Regions from separate parts of the Homo sapiens genome. Here region 2 is linked to region 1. The links are chromatin loops, found by intact Hi-C in ENCODE. Cell type or tissue: mammary epithelial cell. All regions are shown on one strand.

What was found. A loop is a pair of places that touch in the nucleus more often than their neighbours do. Peaks named below come from ENCODE experiments on the same cell type or tissue, not always from the same donor. Only the 100,000 strongest peaks of a DNase experiment are listed, where the experiment ranks them.
Region 2: a loop joins it to region 1, with 11 times the contacts of the local background. A loop is called at or near these places in 6 of 110 quality-filtered maps.

Annotation. Positions count from the first base shown.
Region 1 is chrX:154,980,052-154,982,551 of GRCh38, reverse strand. All of the region lies in intron 6 of F8 (coagulation factor VIII), which reads left to right. Among named protein-coding and RNA genes, the nearest start is that of F8, 41 kb to the left of the region's middle. RefSeq lists enhancers at 1,443-1,492, 1,593-1,642. In mammary epithelial cell, a CTCF peak has its summit at 1,560 (motif pointing left); no DNase peak of the experiment used is centred here; H3K4me3 peaks cover 147 bases; H3K27ac peaks cover 308 bases.
Region 2 is chrX:155,178,765-155,181,264 of GRCh38, reverse strand. No RefSeq gene overlaps it. Among named protein-coding and RNA genes, the nearest start is that of VBP1, 36 kb to the left of the region's middle. In mammary epithelial cell, a CTCF peak has its summit at 1,441 (motif pointing right); no DNase peak of the experiment used is centred here.

The DNA of each region.
Region 1 (2,500 bases):
TTGTATATTTTATGGTAATAAATGATAAAATAGTCTAGTATCAACATGTATATGTATATATAAGTGTGTATACATATATATATATATTTTTTTTTTTTTTTTTTTTGAGACGGAGTCTTGCTGTCGCCCAGGCTGGAGTGCAGTGGCGCAATCTCAGCTCACTGCAGGCTCTGCCCCCCGGGGTTCACGCCATTCTCCTGCCTCAGCCTCCCGAGTAGCTGGGACTACAGGCGCCCGCCACCTCGACTGGCTAATTTTTTGTATTTTTAGTAGAGACGGGGTTTCATTGTGTTAGCCAGGATGGTCTCGATCTCCTGACCTCGTGATCCACCCGCCTTGGCCTCCCAAAGTATATATATATATTTTTTGAGACGGAGTCTTGTTCTGTCACCCAGGCTGGAGTGCAGTGGCACAATCTGAGCTCACTGCAACTTCCCCCTCTTGGGTTCAAGCGATTCTCCTGCCCCAGCCTCCCAAGTAGCTGGGATTACAGGCATGTGCCACCACGCCCACCTAATTTTTGTAGTTTTAGTAGAGATGGGGTTTCACCATGTTTGCCAGGCCGGTCTTGAACTCCTGACCTCGTGATCTGCCCGCCTTGGCCTCCCAAAGTGCTGGGATTATAAGTGTGAGCCACTGCATCCGGCCATCTCCATATATTTTTTGCATTCATAACATACCTTTTTCTTAATTTTTTTGATATTTTTACCCTATGTGGTCCATCTGACAGTTTTTTCAAATTGTCATAAATTTCCAAAAAAATCTCACTATATTTATTGAAAAAAAACTGCATATAAGTGGACTCATGCAGTTCAAACCTGTATTGTTCAAGAGTCAACTGTGTGTTTTAAAGCAGATTTTAACATCAAGAAATGATAGAAAAATGATAAGAATTAAAAGAGATAAATATTCATATTAGAATTGCCCATCAGGAGCTTCTGAGTAGCTGAACGCATGGAGGTTCCTGGAGAGTGGCTGGCCCCATGCCCCTTCCCACATACCCTTCCTTATATATGCATCTCTTCCATCTGGCGTTTATAAGAAAAGGTGCTGACTGCTGAATTATAAGGACACTGTGGTCTACTAGATAAAGGTTGAGGAGAGGGGTTTGGGCTTCTATTGTCTTCTTTCCGGGCCTTCATCTCCTGCTTGTGATTAAGTAGTGCATGCTGAGTGGAGCAAAGTGGTGGAATAGGACTCTTCAGCAATAATCTCCTCACAGAAACATCAAGGTAACAACTCGATGCGTGAAATTACCTTCAGAAGAGTTAAGAAAACCTGAACCCATGAGCAAGACTGTGAAGCCCTTTTGGACTGCAAAGACGAGTAAAACCATAGTTGCACATAAAGGGGATTGGTTCTTTATGACTGAGACCCCACCCGCAAGCCACTGCAGTACCACAGGCGGAAAGTCACCATGGACCCACGGTTTTTACACCGGAAAACTCTCCCGTATGGCCTGAGTGCCCTCTGTGGATCTCCACTAATTAGTAGCAGAGCCAGCATGAGACTTGCGTCTAACCTGGGCTCAGGGCGCCCTCTCGTGCTAAAAGGAAATACAACAGCCAGTCCTTTCACTTTCTTTTTGATATGGTCTCTGTTGCCTAGGTTGGAGTGCAGTGGTGCGATCATAGATTACTGCAGTCTTGAACTCCTGGCTGGGCTCACACGGTCTTCCCACCTCAGCCTCCAGAGTGGGACTACAGGTGTGTGCCACTATGCCTGGCTAAATTTTCGGGTTTTGTGTGTGGGGTGGGGAAGATTGGGGTATTGCTATGTTGCTCAGGCTGGGTCTCGAACTCCTGACCTAAAGCAATCCTCCAGCCTCAGCCTCCTAAAGTGCTAGGTTACAAGTATGAGCCACCACACTCAGCCCCACTCAATTTCTAAACGAGCTCACTGAAATAGAGCAGTCACAAACAAACCCAGACTGTGAACATGAGAATAAATACCTAATTCTTCAATGTGTAGACAGGGATGCACATCTGCAAAGAATAAGAATAGCCTAAGAAAGACAGCCTCAACAAATGAACAAAAAATCGTGCCAGTGACTAATCCTAAAGACATGCAGGTGAATGATCTGGTAGACAAAGAATTCAAAATAGCTATTTTAAGAAAACTCAACAAACTTTTATAAAACACAGAGAAACAATTCAGAAGTTTATCAAAGAAATTTAACAGAGAAATTGAAGGAATAAAAAAAGTCAGAAATCCTGGAACTGAAAAGTATAATAAAAAATGACACATGCAATACAAGACATCAGCAACAGAATTGATCAGGCAGAAGAAAGGATCAGCAAGCTCAAAGACAGGTTATCCAAAAATACAATCAGGAGGGGCTTCAGGATGGTTGACTAGATGCATCTAGTGTTCATCCCTTCCATGGAGAGGAACCAAAGTAGCAAGTAGATAATTATACTTTGAATAGGTCATCTAAGAGAGAACACTGGAATTCAACAGAGCAGTGACAGGAAGCATTGAAAGCAAGGGAGGAGAGAGA
Region 2 (2,500 bases), 200 kb before region 1:
TCCACCTCAGGATATAGAATCAAAAGAATTGAAAGATTCAAACAGGTATTTGTGCGCTAATATTCATGGCAGCATTATTCACAATTGCCAAAAGGTTGAAACAACCCAGATGTTCTTCAACAGATGAATGGATAAACAAATGTTATATATTATGGAACCATTGTTTAAAACTCAAATGTCCAAAGCAATCTTGTGCAAAAAGAACAAAGCTGGAATCATCACCCTGTCTGATTTCAAACTGTATTATAAAGCTATGATAATCAAAACTTCTATGCTATGGTACTGGCATAGAAGTAGACACATTGACCAATGGAACAGGATAAAAAGCCTACAAATAAAACTATGCATTTACAGTCAATTGATTTTCAACAAAGGTGCCAAGAACATTGATGTGGTTTGGATTTGTGTCACCACTCAAATCTCATGTCAAATTATAATCTCCAGTGTTAGAGGAAGGGCCTGGTGGGAGCTGACTGGATCATGGAGATGGATTTCCCTCTTGCTGTTCTCATGATAGTGAGTGAATTCTCATGAGATCTGGTTGTTTAAAAGTATGTAGCACCTCCCTCTCACTTTCTTCCTCTGGCTCCGGCCATGTAAGATGTACCTGCTTCCCCTTCTCCTTCCACCATGATTATAAGTTTCCTGAGGCCTCCCCAGCCATGCTACCTGTACAGCCTGCAGAACCATGAGCCAATTAAACCTCTTATCTTTATAAATTACCCAGTCTCAGGTATTTCTTTACAGAACTGTGGAAATGGACTAATACAAACATACAATGGGGAAAGGACAGTGCTTTCAATAAATGGTGCTGGGAAAACTAGATATCCACATGCGGAAGAATAAAATTGGACCGTTATCTCAAAATTTTGTCATTTGCAACAACCTGGATGAACCTGGAAGACATGTTAAGCTAAATAAGCCAGGCACAGAAAGACAAACACTTCATGATCTCACTTCCATGTGGAATCTAAAATTTTGTCAATCTCATAGAATGTTAGTTTCCAGAGATGAAGGGTGGGGAGGGATGGGGAAAGGAGATATGTTGGTCAAAGGGTACAAAGTTTGAGTTAGACAAGAGGAATAAGTTTTAGTGCTCTACTGCACTGCATGGTGAACATAGTTAATAATGTATTATATACTCCAAAATTGCTAAAAGGATATATTTTAAATGTTCTCACTGCAAAAAAAAAAAGGTTAAAAAGGTGAAGTGATGAATATGCTAATTAGTTTGATTGAATCTTTCTACAATGTGTACATACATCAAAACATCACATCATACTCCATAAATATATACAATTATAGTCAATTTAATTAATTAATTTTGAAAATGAAATTCTAATACATGCTACAACATGGATAAACCTTAAAGATATAATGCTGAGTAAAAGAAACAATAGGACAAATACTGTTCTGCAAGAGCCAACTATCTGAGGGAGGGAAACATTCATTTCCATTAGGTGGAGCTATGGCTCCATAAGGGCAGGGACAAAAAATGTTTTTTAATAAATCTGTCTCTGTCCTACCACCACTCAAAACCTTGACTTGTCTTTATCACAGAAGTGGGTGGTTTCTGACCAGGAAACTGAAAAATACCAAAGGGAAACTTTATGACTCCTTGGCTCACTACCACTGTCCCCATGCATGGGTGGTTTTAATCTTGAGCATAGCAAAGACTCTGATTACTAAACCAGTGAAGAAACCAATGTGCAGGTCCACAGCTGACCACTGAGTAGTGCACATGCAGGACAGACCTGAAGAACAGCACAGAGGCTGTGGAAACTGAGCTGACATTAGAACCAGGGACCAGAGAAGCAGCTAAAACTAGCTGCTTAGACCTAATCAGGTGAAACACCTGTTAAAACACAAATATCAACATTTTCCATAAAATTTAATAAAAGATAGAGTCTTACAAAATAACAGTCAATATGTACAAGATGCAATCCAAAATTACTTGGCACATGAAGAACCACAAAAATCTCAATTTGCATAGAAAAAACAATCAACAGATGCCAATGATGAGATGACACAGATATTGGAATTATCTGACAAAGACATTAAAGTGGTTGTTATAAAAATAATTGAATGAGCAATCATGAACACTCTTGCAACAAAAGTTAAAATAGAAAGCATTATCAAATAAATGGAAGATACAGAGAAAAACCAAATGGAAAGTTTAGAACTGAAAAATACAATAACACAATTAAAATATTCCATGGAAGGACTCAATAACAGAATGGAGATGACAGAGCAAAGATTCGGTGAACTTAAAGACAGACCAGTAGAAATCATTCATACTGAAGGACAGAAAAAAAGATTTGAAAGAACCAAACAGAGCTTCAGGGACCAGTGTTACAACATCTAAACATCTAGTATTTGTGTTATTGGAGTCTGAGAATAAGGAGTGACTAAGCGCAGTGCTGAAAAAGTATTTGAAGACATAATAGCAGAAAATTTTCCAGTTATTCCCAAGTGTGGCAAAAGACATAGAAATGAAGGA